2 separate regions of the Homo sapiens genome follow, and region 2 is linked to region 1. The links are chromatin loops, found by intact Hi-C in ENCODE. Cell type or tissue: dorsolateral prefrontal cortex. All regions are shown on one strand. Links, peaks and the distances in the headings refer to the core of each region. The heading gives the core; the rest is flanking DNA. Region 1 has its middle 72 kb from the start of CPMER. Region 2 has its middle 130 kb from the start of CPMER.

The links. Hi-C counts contacts between places; a loop is a spot of excess contacts. Peaks named below come from ENCODE experiments on the same cell type or tissue, not always from the same donor. Only the 100,000 strongest peaks of a DNase experiment are listed, where the experiment ranks them.
Region 2: a loop joins it to region 1, with 2.6 times the contacts of the local background. A loop is called at or near these places in 1 of 110 quality-filtered maps.

The regions. Positions count from the first base shown.
Region 1 is chr22:27,639,347-27,646,081 of GRCh38, forward strand. No RefSeq gene overlaps it. Among named protein-coding and RNA genes, the nearest start is that of CPMER, 72 kb to the right of the region's middle. RefSeq lists enhancers at 1-389, 2,642-3,575. In dorsolateral prefrontal cortex, for the core only: no CTCF peak of the experiment used is centred there; a DNase peak (open chromatin) is centred at 3,015; H3K27ac peaks cover 2,676 bases.
Region 2 is chr22:27,578,611-27,585,475 of GRCh38, forward strand. No RefSeq gene overlaps it. Among named protein-coding and RNA genes, the nearest start is that of CPMER, 130 kb to the right of the region's middle. In dorsolateral prefrontal cortex, for the core only: no CTCF peak of the experiment used is centred there; a DNase peak (open chromatin) is centred at 3,251; H3K4me3 peaks cover 484 bases; H3K27ac peaks cover 1,333 bases.

The DNA of each region.
Region 1 (6,735 bases), core at 1-5,000:
AACAAGCCCCTGCTCTGATGGTTAAACCAGATGCCCAGGCCCCATCCTGCCTGGGCCCCATCTCAGGGTCAGAATGAGCCACGGAGCTGCTGGGGAGGCCCCGTCCAGCTGCATCAGCCCGTGGGGGGCCTGGGGTCCCAAGAGGGACAGGGCCAGACGAGGGGAAACCCAATCCGTGACACATGGAGATCATTTGCAGAAGGAACAAAATCCGTGACCAACTCCAAACGGATGCAAAGGGGAGGGGAGCGGGGCTGGGTAAGGAGTTCTCAGGGCCAGTGGGAGATGAGGACTGAGGCAAACCCTGGGCCAGCCCCAGGCCAAGCTCTCAGGTTGTCTCAGCCACACTCTCTAGGAGCTCCTGGCAAGGCTCCCACCCTCCCTGGGCCCTTGTGTTCTCCTTTCAAATAGGGTGAGGACTGAAAGAAAGATTCAGAGCAAATGTCTGACCCTGTGCCCAGCAAATGGTTAGCCTGAAGCAAATAGATTGATACATAGATGAGACAACTGAGACTCAGAGAGGTTGTGCAACTCAGCAAAGGGCACACAGCAAGTCAGCCTAGGAGTGGGGCTCGAATCTCCCAAAACGGAAAATGTCCACAGCAAAGGGACATGGGCAGCCAGTCATGATTTGCAAAATCAGACACACCGTGGCCTTCATCTCCCCTAAGATGACTTTCCCTTCTTCCCATTTTACTGAGGGCCTCAGGACTCCAACCCACGAACTCCACTCATTTGGTTTTTTGTTTTGTTTTGTTTTTGTTTTTGTTTTCTTTTGAGACAAGGTCGGGCTCTATCGCCCAGGCTCACTGGGCTCACTGCAACCTCCACCTCCCAGGTTCAAGCAACCCTCCTGCCTCAGCCTCCCAAGTAGCTGGGACTACAGGTGTGTGCCATCACACCTGGCTAATTTTTGTATTTTTTGTAGAGATGGGGTTTCGCCATGTTGCCCAGGCTGGTCTCGAACTCATGAGCTCAAGCGATTCTCCTGCTTTGGCCTCCCAAAGTGCTGGGACTACAGGCTTGAGTCACAACGCCCGGCCCTGGTTTTTGAATTTAGCTTCATTGAGATAGCTAAACTCATAGCATACAACTCACCCATTTCAATGCAATGTATTAAATCAATGTCAATGAGTTATACAATGAACAATTCAGTGGCATTAAGTACATTCATAATGTCACACAACCATCACCCCATCTCTCTCTCTTTTTTTTTTTTTTTTTTTTTTGACACAGGGTCTCGCTCTCTCACCCAGGCTGGAGTGCAGTGGCGTGATCTCAGCTCACTGCAACCTCTGCCTCCCACTCTCAGGGATATTCCCACCTCAGCTTCCCAAGCAGCTGGGATTACAGGCACACACCACCATGCCCAGATAATTTTTGTATTTTTTTTAGAGACAGGGTTTTGCCATGTTGCCCAGGCTGGTCTCGAACTCCTGGGCTCATGTGATCCACCCACCTCTGCCTCCCAAAGTACTGGGATTACAGGCATGAGCCACCATGCCCAGCCACAACTGTCTATTTCTAAAACTTTTTGATCACCCCAAAAAGAAACTCTGTACCTATTAAGCAGTAACTCTCCTATTTCCCCCTCCCCCTGCCCCCTATTAACCACTTTCTGTCTCTGTGAATTTGCCTATTGTAGATATTTCACATGAGTGGAATCACGCAATATTTGTCCTTCTGTGTCTGGCTTCTTTCACTTAGCATAATGTTTTCAAGGTACATTCATGTTGTAGCATGTATCAGAACTTCATTCCTTTATATGGCTGAACAAGATTCCATTGTATGGATATGCCACATTTTGTTTATCCATTTATCCGTAGATAGACACCTAGGCTGTTTCCACAGCTTGCCTACTATGAATAATGCTGCTACAAGCACGGGTGTACAAGTATCTGTTCAAGTATCTGTTTACAATTCCTTTGGGCATATTCCCAGGAGTGGTATTGCTGGGTCATACGGCAAATCTATGTTTAGCTTTTTAAGGAACCACCAAAAAGCAGCTACACCAAGAGTCTGAGGCCCACTGGTTCAAAGTCCAGACTGTGTGAAGGTTCAGGGACTGCCGCTTGACCTAGCCCTCATCACCTCTTGCCTGGACCTTTCCAGTAGACTCCTGGCTACCCCCTGCCTCTGCCTCAGCTCCTCCAGTGGCTCCTCACAGCCAGGAGATCATCTGCAGCTCTTCAAAGCCACCTCCCTGGATAAAATCAGCAGACACTGTGCCCTCCGTGGGCCCCTCCTGTCCCCTGTGAGGCCCCACAGCCATCTCCACCCATGCACCCCAGCACTTACCACGGGTGCCAAGTCATCTACAGACTCCCTCTATTGGTGGGCTCCTTGAGGCTAGAGACCATGTCTAATTTATGTCTCGTCATGGTCTTGAATAGAAAAGGTCCTTGGTAAATAAGTGTGTTGCATAGATGAAGAAACCGGGGCTGAGAGAGGAAATTGACCTGCCTGAGGACCCGGAGCTGGGAAGTGAAGGACCTGATTCAATAAGATGGCAGGTGTCAAGTAGGTGTTCAAAATTATTAAGCACCAGTTCTCTTCCCACCTCTTACCTTGGGGAGTCAAAACACCCCTGGGTCCAGACCAAGCCCTACTTCTAACTCGCTGTGTGACCTCAAGCAAGGCAGTTGCCCTCTCCGGGACTCAGTTTCCAATTTGTGATCGGGACGATCTCTTTGGGTTGGAATTTGAGGCCTCTATGGCCACACCACCGTCACCACCCCCTCCCCCAGCAGATTCCTCAGGGCTCAGCTGGACCCCTCAGCCAGCCCCTCCTGCCCACAGGTAATTAGAGGAACACAGCAGGGGTCGAGGGCAGGGGGAGGCCCCAGCAGGCGGCTCCTTCCTCTGAAAGGGGCCCCTCAACGCTGCCTGCCCAGCTCCTGCTGCGAGAACAAAAGGCCTTGTGGACGTTCAAAGCAAGGCGCCGGGCGGGAGGCCAGCGTGGGCGGCCGCAGAGATGGCCACGGGGCTCGTGGCGGGGATGGCCGGCGACTGGAAGCTGTCCCCATCCATCAGTCAGCAGTGACAGCTCCCGGGGACCTGCAGCCCCCCCTCGGCCCTGCCAGCTGACCGTCCGGCTGCAGCAGGCCTCCCTCGCCTGCCTGGTGGCTCCAGCCTGATGACCTGAATAATGGATCTGCCTTGAGCGTCCCGTCACAGTGACAGACACATCTCTGATCCAGGCTTCTCGCTTTACCTTCTCAGCCACATCCCTGGCCAGCGGCCCCCAATGTGGAGAGAGAGATGCAGCACATGTCACCCTCATTCTGATGGGCCATGGATACCAAGCCAGCGTGGCCAGGGTCACAGTGGCCTGGGAAGTCCAGGAGTTTACAAGAGCTTGACCTTATCTGCTACCAACTCGCTGGGTGATCCTGGGCAAGTCCTGGTCCTTCTCTGGGCCTCACTTTCCCCTCTTGTGAAGTGAAGGCGTCATCACCAAACTCTGATATGTGAGTTCTGTGATGCTCAAGTCCCCAGGAAGACATGGAGAGGCAGTGGCGAGATGGAGCAGGGCAGACCTGGTTCCAAATCTGGCCTCTGCTTTCCCTTGTTGCGTGCACTGGGCAAGTTACTTAATGCCTCTGAGAGCCCCTGATCCTCTTCCTCCTCTTCCTCCTTGGTGTATAATGAAAACCATCTTCCCACTTCAAGGGATAATTGTGAAGGTGAAATGAGCTTATATCTGCAAAGCACTCAGCCCAGAGCCTGGCATGGTGCAAGCACTCTGTCAAAGTATCACTTACTGAGCATCTACAATAGTCTGTGCCATGCTAGGCTAGGTTATAGCCATAAATGAGATCAAGAAACTGCCCAGAGGTGGGACACAGTGGCTGACGCCTGTAATCCCAGCACTTTGTGGGGCTGAGGCTGGTGGATCACTTGAGCCTAGGAGTTGAAGACCAGCCTGGGCAACATGGTGAAACCTGGTCTCTACAAAAAAATCAAAAAATTAGCTGAGCATGGTGGTGCATGCCTGCAGTCCCAGCTATTCAGGATGCTGAAATGGAAGGATCGCTTGAGCCCAGGAAGGTTGAAGCTGTATTGAGCTATGATCATACCACTACACTGAGAGACAGAGCAAGACCCTAACTCAAAAAAAAAAAACAAGAGAGAAAAGAAAGGAGGAAAGGATCCAGGAAGGGTCTGAGAGGCAGCCTTGGAGATGAGACTGGAAAAGCATTCTGGACAGAGGGAACAGCTGGTGTGAATGCTTAGAGGCAGGACCATGCTGAGGGTGTTTAAGGGATATAATGAGAACACTCTGATGGAGCAGAGCTATGGAGAGAGAGGGACCAGGCAGTGCAGTGGCGACGCTCAGAGTGTCCAGGTTGGCATTCCAGCTGTCCCTTCCTAGTCGAGTGGCCTTAGGGAACCTGCTTAACCTCCCTGTTCTCCGGGCCTGTGTCTGCTACGTGAGAACAATCCTGGAGTCTACCTTTTATCATATGAGGATGGAAAGGAGGTGGTGGGCTAATGTGACTGGAATGATCCTACATGAAAGAAGCCCTCAGTCCCCGGAGCTATTTTTTTTTCAACATCATCATCGTCGTCATTGTAGACCATGTTGGGCAATTTGACAGATAGTATTGGCTTTCTGTCGCCAGGTGCTTTTCTTTTAGAAAACACTGGAGTCCAGGGGTGTCGACTGGTATAAGAAAGTTCCTACAGCTTGGGTGGTAAGAGAAAAAAAAATTGGAAACAACCTAAGTGTCCATCACCGGAAAGATGACTCAATGAGTAGTGACATATTCATACTGCGGAATAGTCTATCGCAGTGACAGTGTGTCAACTGGAGCGTCACGTATCAACAAGGATCAGTCTCAAAATAGGATGTCGAGCCAAAAAAGCAATCACAGAATATGCATATGGGATGCTTGCATTTATAGAAAGTTTTAAAACCTGCCAAGCCGCACAGTATACCTTTTATGGATACACGCGTAGGTAGTGTATCCGTAAAGTACAGGCCAGGCGTGGAAATGGTATGAAGTAATTCAGGATCTCAGTTCAGTAGGGCACTGACTACCCCACTGCTCTCTTTTGCTGCCTCTGCCTTATTTTTATTGTTATTCTGGCATATTATATATTTTAGCCTACTCTGTTTATCCTTCGTCATCCTTCTGCTCTGGTGTAAGCTCCATGAGGTCAGGGCTGGGATTTTTGCCTGATTCATCCTGTGCTGTATCCCCAGTGCCTAAAACTGTGCCTGTAACATAGTGAGCCCTCCGTAAATAAGGACTGAGTGGATGGACGGAAGTAGGGCGGGAAGGAGGGAGTGAGCATTGCAGAGAGAAACTCAAGGTCTTCCTTATACAAAAGAACACACAGAGGGCCCCAGATCAAACCAGAGGGCTGGACTGAGAGATAGTAGAAAGGTCACCCCTCCCTCACCTCTGCCCCCAAGGGCTCCGCTGCCCCACCCCAGGTCGTGGACTCCCATGCCCCCAGCCCCCTGCCTGGAGTGGGAGGGTGGGGCTTTTGCTGCAAGGGTAACCCTCATTCCCATCTCACTGGGAAAGAAGACAGGAGCTGGGGTCCACCCCAGGGCACGCCAAGGCCGCCTAGCTGATATACAAGAGATTTTTCAACTCTGAGTCAGGGTAGCCAAAGAAAAACAAATGCAGCGAGAGCGCGCCCAGCACAAATGTTCTTTACCGTCCCCTGATGGTCTGAGGTCCAGGACCCCCACCCTACTGACACCCACCAAGCCACAAACCCTCTGCCCTGGTCCAGGTCCCACGGATACCACCCCATAAATTTTCCAGGTGTGTCCACTTCGCTCCATCCCCAGTCCTCTCTTGTCTCCTGGACAGGGCAGCGGCCTCCTCGCTTACCTCCCTGTGTCCACTCTGACCCCTCCCTCCTCACAGCTGACTTCCATTCCACTTCCTTAATGACTCCCCACCACCTTAGAACACAGTTCTTACCATCGTCCAAAGCCTTGGGTGTTCTTTCTTGTCCTTCAGTCACTCAGCTTATATTCTCTACCACCACCATCACCACCACCACCAGGAAGCCTTCCTGGACTTAGATGCTCCTTTTTGTCCTTCAGTTGCTCACTTATATGCCCCACAACCACCATCATCACCACCAACACCAGGAAGCCTTCTGGGACTTCCCGGGTGGGGCCAGCTGCTTCTTCGGGCTCTCACAGCCTCCTGGGCTTCCTGAGACAAGGGAATCCTGTTGCCCATAGGAATGTGAGGTCCAAGAGGGCAGGATTCACGTTCTTTTCATAACTAGACCCCCAGGGCTTGGCCTAGGGCAGGCACTGGTTAAATACTCGTTGAAGGAACACACGAATGAATGAATGAATGAGTTACACATATGAATGACTGAATGAATGAATGAGTTTCCTACCTGGAGAAGTTCTGGATCCTTTGGAAGGTTTAGATGTGGATGATAGGGAGTTTCAAGCCATCTGAACTCAAGGCCTCCCTAGGGTCTTCAGGGCCCACAGCCCCTTCTTGCAGGGAATACAGATGTTGGGAGTTTATCGCCTGTTCCAAGCATTTGTCCAACCCCCCACCGGCAATTTCCCTGCCAAGTAAAGTGAGCATGATGTAGCTGATAAAGCTGCATTAAAATTCCCCTCGGCCCGATTTGCCTTCAGGAAAATGGTGGAACCCTAAATCTCAATGGGCATGAAACACAGAGGTGTTGGGGGTTGGCAGGCAGATGAGAGCCTCCCAGCTGGGAGAAACTAGGGAGGATGGG
Region 2 (6,865 bases), core at 709-5,708, 60 kb before region 1:
CGGCTACTCAGGAGGCTGAGGCAGGAGGATCACTAGAGCCCAGAAGTTGGAGATTGCAGTGAGCTAGGATTGCACCCCAGCACTCCAGCCTGGACTACAGAGCTAGATTCTGTCTCTAGAAAAACTAAAAAATAAAATTATGGGTAAGTCATGGCATCTATGAGCCTTAGTTTCCTAGTCAGTGAAATAGGGATAATAAAAGGTGCCCCCCAAGGCCACGACGAAGGTCTAATGAGAAGATGTCTTGAAAAGCACCTGACAAGATGCCTGGCAAATAACAGATGCCCAGAGGAGTGACTGTTATTGCGGAACTTGTATCAGAAGCCTAAAAAATTAATCATCATATCCTGAATTACTATTAATTGTATTATTATTATTTTCCAGCCACTGTTCCAAGCACTTTATATGAATACAGCAGGGATCATTTATGAAGCACTGATTGTGTAACAGGCCCTAACCACATTTTATCTCATTTAATAGCTCTGTAGTTCACACAAACGGCTCTGTAGTTCACAATTCCAACAGATGGCTATTGAGCATTTACTTGATTCAAGACACAGAAGATTCCAGAGTAAACAAGCCAGGAGAATCCCTGCCTGGTGAGGCTTCAGTGATACAAGGGCTGTTTTATAGCTGAGAGGTCTTGGAGATGAGATGAAGCTCTAGGACAAGGCAAAGGGCAAATGTGAGCCTGAGTCTGTCTGATTCGAGTATTCAGGCTGTCCCCACAGGGACTCCCCATCCCCGGGAACAGTCAGAGCATCTTCACACCCAGGCAGCTGTGAAGGAGATTGGAGACCCATCCATGTAAAACACAAGAGCAGGAGCCGACAGTTACCCTCATCTTCGATGCTCCCTCCCTTGACCCCACTGGAGGACATAAGTGTCCAAGAGGCTGAGACAGCCCCAACTGCCATCATCTGCAAACAGAGAGATGGGGTTACTGTCACCCCTTGCCCATGCAAGGGGGATCACCATGGGACAGAGAGACGCCAAGGGCATGTTAATGAACCATGCATGCTGAACTTGACACACACTGGAGGCTCCAACTCGTTCCTAAGGGACCTGTACCCTAATTTTTGCCCATAATGGGCTCCAGGTACTGTCATTCGAAAGGAGTCAGTTTGTCACTTACAGAGCACTAAGGATTGAATGAGATGGGGCTGGGTGTGAGGAAGGAGGAGAAGGCAACTGCAGGAGATGTGGACACCGTGCGGGCTCCTGCAAATCGGGCAGCAGATCTGGCATTCCTACCTAGGCTTTAACTTCCCAGCTCTTTGACATGGGCCATAAAACCTAAGCCTCAGCTTTGCCATCTGTAAAATGGGGATAATCCTATCAACCTTGCAGGGTCCCGTGTGTGGAACTGCACACAGGGTGCACATCACAGGCAGCAGCACAAAAGTGGCCCAAGGTCCTGCCACAGCTTTCCCAAGCACATGCCATGAAGGGCAGCTCAGTTCTGGGTTCTGTTTCAGCAGGAATGGGCTATGCAGTCTGGCACAAGTGCTCCTCCTCCAAGAAGCCTTCCTTGACTGCCTCTTGTCAGGCTGATTTCTCCTGCCTTGAATCTACTGCAGGGCTTACCTCAAAATCACAGGTCATTCCACTGCCTCATCCTCAGGTCGTGGTAGAATTTAGTGGCACACGATTGCCCTGCTCAGCTTGCAGATGAGGAAATTGAGGCCCAACAATGGAAAACGGAGCCAGTGTGGCTCTCTCCACCTCCCTGCTTCTCTGGGCTTTGCCTCCCCACCACTCAAAAGAACAACATAAAGCAAGCAGCCGCTCACTGAAATCAGCCTTAAACCTGAGCCAAGGCTGCCCCTTGACTTCTGCAACCAGGAACCCTGAGTCATGCCCTGGCCTCAGCCCTGGCGGCTCCAGATGGGGGCACCAAGGCGGGTCGGCAGTTTGCCACCTCCTGGCCACTTCTGCTAAGTGGAAACACCAGCAGGAAAGGGGTGAGGCCATGTGTGTGCCAAGCGGGCACCACACATGGGTGTCCCTCTGTGTGCAGTGCGTGTGTGCCTAAGAGTTCACCCACATGCATGTTACAACAGGAACCACACATGGTTGTGCACAAATGAGACCAGATCACACGTGTGTGCCTGAGGGTGTCCCGCATACATGTGTGTAGGCATCATATAGCGGATATGGAGGTCTTAGAACAATCTCTAAGCTCACAGTCGCACTTGGAAGAATCTGAACTCCGCACCAGGACCGCAGGAACCTGAATGTGCTGCCTTACCACTACCACTGTCACTGGCCTCATTTCCACCTGCTCCGTCCGGCCTTCCTGCCACTCCTCAAGGCCTTGTCCCTCTTCTGGAACATTCTGCCCCCAGATCTTCCCAAAACCGATTCCTTCTCATCCTCCACTATTTCAATATGGGCTTCAATATGGGGTGGGGGAGGTGGGAAGATGTCTCTTTGATGCCCCCATTGTGCCCCCCATGACCCTCACCATCCTACCCCAGGTTATTTCCAGCACAGCTCCTCCCCAGTCTAAATGATTTTGTTCTATGTGGTTTGTTTTGGGCTCTCTGAGAGCTTGCCTCCCCCATTAGACAAGATGTTCCATGAGGATGTGGACTTCACCTGCCTTTCTCAAAGTCGGCAAGAGCTGTCTAACGTGACCTGCTTGAAATACACTCATCGGCTAAATCATATTGAGTGTTCACGTGTGTGTATGTGTGCAAAGGTGTGTGTGTGCATGTGCCCATGTGTATAGGGCTGGCATGTGCACCCGTGTGCTAGTGTGTCTGCATGCATCTGTCTGTGTCCATCTCTGAATAGATGTGTGTCCATGGAGACAGTGGGCGTGTGTATTCGGGGAAGATGCCCCAGAACTAAAGGCACTGGCTAGAGTCCAGGAAGGGCCCTGCCCCTTGGGTAGGTTTCACGGTTCCATCTCTGCACAGCCTCCAGTGTGGAGAAGAAAAGGTGGCCACGACTGCTGTGCCCTGAATGTCTGGGTGCATGGTCTCATTTCATCTTCCCTACTCTAGAAGAGGTGGGTCTTACTAGTCACTCCCATCTTACAGACAAGAACTTGGGGACGGGGAAGTCATGCACACAGGCCCCACAGTGAGCAAGTGGGAGTCAGAATCCAAACCCAGACCCTTGGGCCTGAGCCCTCTGGGTCCCACTGCCTCAGCCAGAGTCTTCCAACAAGACCAGAAGAGGCAGAGGGAGCGCGGGAGGGAGAGAATTCAGAAGGCTCCAGTCCCCGCCCAGCACTTGGCAGCACTTCCCCACACATGACAACAGTGTGAACACAGAGATGGGAGTAACAGCTGGTCTCTGCCCCAATCCAGATGTGGGAGAGACAGTTTCTCCCAAAATACTCTCGCTGTGAAGTCAGAAAGCCTCCCAGTATAAACAAAATGTGCTGCTCAGTGCTGGGAAGGAACTGCTCACGTCTCCGCCAACGGTCCACCTGCTCCCGAGAGCTCATCCAGGCCCTCAGCCCTCCTGTCATTCCCTCTTAGGGTCGTCTCCAGCTAAAAGTCTCTGGGAAACCCCTGTTAAAATACAAACCCATTCATCCTGGTAGAACCAATTACAAATGCTCCTTGACTTACACTGGGGCTGTGTCCGAATAAACCCATGGTAAATTGAAAATATTGTAAGTTGAAAATGCATTTAATACACCTAACCTACCAAACAGTACAGCTTGGCCTAGGATACCTCCAGCGTGCTCAGAACACTTACATTAGACTGCAGTTAGGCCAAATCATCTAACACAAAGTCTACTACATAATAAAGTGTTGAATGTCTCATGTAACTTCTTGAACACTGTACTGAAAGTGAAAACCAGAATGATCGTATGGGTATCCAAGGTACAGTTTCTACTGAATATGTATCACTTTCAAACCATCTTTATTCTATTTATGTATTTATTTATTGAGACAGGCTCTCGCTCTATTGCCTAGGCCGGAGTGCAGTGGTGCAGTCACAACTCACTGAACCCTCAAACTACTGGACTCACGCGATCCTCCCACCTCCACCTCCTGAGTAGCTGGGACTACAGGTGCGGACCAGCATGACTGGCTAATTTTTGTTTTAATTTTTTGGAAAAGACAGGGTCTCACTATGTTGCCCAGGCTGATTGTAAATTCCTGGGCTCAAGCAGTCCTCCCACCTCCCCCTCCCATAAGTTCTGGGATTACAGGCATGAGCAATCACACCCAGCCTTGAGCCATCTTAAAGCCAAAAATGTATAGGTTCACCTAGGGACTGTCTATACACAATTGGTTCTAAACAGAGGACAGGAACACGAGAGAATGGGACGTAGGACAGACATGTTTTGACAGGGCAAGGGGCCCAGCAGGTGATCCTAAATTTTAACTGTTCAGCCTCTTTCCTTGCCAGTCCCTAATGCTGCCTTTGTCTCCAAGGGAGAATTTTCTAGATCCCCACCTGTGTCTTGGTCTGCCCCCCTCTTGTTCGCGCTGTTTCACCTAAGATTTTATTCAAAGGAAAGATGTTGCTGCAAATTTAAAAAGTAGGGTGTGCGGGAGAGGGAGGATAAAGTCTAAAATCACTGACCTGACCTGACCCAAACATTGGACCGGAAACCAAGGCCCAGAAAGGAGCTATGACCTGCCGAAAGCTAAACAGTGGAGTTTAATAAAGTAGCGTAGCATTCAGGTTCCCCATCTGCTGAGCCAGTGGTGTCTGGCCCTCCAATGGGGGGTGGAAGGGACTCTGGGTTCCACAAGGTCCAGGAGGGACAGAGCATCCTGGACACAAGCCCCACTCCGGGCCTAAGGTCAGGTGAGAGATGGGAGAGAAATGACGGGAATGTCAAGGGATTTTCGGGAAACAAGCAGGCCCATCGGTCATCATGGACACCCAGCCTTCAGCCTGGAGTCAAACAGAAATCCACTACGGTGGGAATGTCGGGGTGGGCGCTCTAGGCTCTGTTCCCTCATCCCAAGAGGGTTTCCTCACCACCCAAGCCTGTCCAGGTTCCCCAGGAGAGACTAAGCCTTGTCATCATTGAGATAGACACAGGGAGGGTTTAGACACTCTAGCTAAGCACGTCCATAGGGAGGATTAAGGATCCCGCAGGATTTGAATTCATACAGCCCAGCCACAGAGCCTGGGTTTGAACTTCACCCTACCTGGCTGGGAAGAAGGTCTCACGGCTGGAGCCAGAAGGAAAAACCAGGAGCTCTTGTGAGCCCAGGGTGCTTGGAAACACCCTCATCGATGGGTTTTCATCCAAGAGACCCACTCAGACAGGAGACAGGAGTAGCTGCTATGTTCAAAAGCCATGAAAAAGCCCAAAAGTCAGTGGGCTCCGAGTGGGGCGTGGATCCAGCGTCGCTCCAGCAACCCTGGACAACAGCCTCATAAACAGGAGGGGCCCAGGAGGAGGCAGTGGGGGAAGGGCCCCTCCCAGCCAGCCCCAGGATCCAGGGGTGCCCTGCAGAACCAGACAGGTTTGAGGAGCCAGAAGTCAGTGTGAGGTGAGCTGGGAGCGAGGAAGGCTGAGTGCAAACGGGCTCACAGCCATCAGGCTTCCGGCAATTCCATAGCAGGGGAGCCTGGAGAGCGTCCAGCCCATAGTCACGGACACCTGGAGCTGGGAGGGGCTTTAAAAGTCTCCCAGGCCAACCCCATCACTGATGCCAGGAGCCCTGTCAAGGAGTTGTCTAGGATCTGCTTGCACACTTCCAAAGACAGGGAGCTCATTCCCCATTTTAGGTACAGAGTAATGTGCTGTCTTTCCATTGAGCTTAATCATCTTTCCATTCATTCCTCCACCCCTTGGACCACACTGAACAAAGCCTGAAAAATTCCCAAGTCCCATTTATAATTTTTTTCTATTTGCCTATGCCTTCATTGAAAAATACAAATACCATGAGAATTGGATGAGTATTTTTACTGTTAGTTTCCTACTTCCTAGAACAGCGCCTGGCTCATGGTATAATAGATTCTCAATGCATATTTATTGAGTGATTAAATGAATGAATGAGATTGGGGTGAACATACAGAGAGCATTCCTCCTTATGTGTTTGAGCTAAAGTGTCTAGGCTGGACTGGTTCAGGAAAGAGTAATTTATCCAGGGCAGACAAAGGCACTTAGAAGAAGGGATGCCTAGGTGTCAATTCCAAGGTAAGACAAGGACCAGGTGAAAGGAAAGAACAATGGAAGCAGGCGGAGGCGAGGAGGGCTGAGTGTGTGGTCCAGGACCAAGGCTGGGAATAAAGTGGGAAATCAGGGTCTCTTGTTATGCCGTGTGGGGGCCATCCTAGAGGTGATCGCAAAAGCTTCATGAAGCCAGATGCATGACCCTGCAAGGACAGCAAGAAAGATCCTGCAGGGTCAGGGATAATAATCTCTCTCCCAAGAATACAGCAACCTTGTGATTCATCACAGCATCCTTCAAGGGCAGATATAAACCCAGTTTGCAGATGAGGATGCTGAGGCCCAGGAAGTAGCAGAGGCAGAACTAGAAGATGGGTCTCCTCTCTTCATGACACACTTCCCTCCCCTCCTCCCCACCATAGACCTCCAGAGGGCAGAGGAGGCAGGAAGAGCTGAAAGCACCCTGGCCCTTTGGCGAAGATCACTTGGGGCTGCCAAGTAGGTAGGCTAAGGCCAGAATGTGAAGGGGAAAGTTTGAGCTCCCTCCTGCATAGGTAGGATGCCACTGGGCAGCATTAGAGGAGCAGTGGATTAAAGTTGTGGCTGAAGCTTAGTCAACTGCTCACTTCCTTGCTGTGTAATCTGATGAGTAAACAAGCCTGTCTGAGCCCCCTTTTACTCATCTACAAAATGCCGATAATAGGAGTAGCTGCCCAAGCAGTTGATATGGACACAATGAGATGCATGTAAGTCACAGCCCCT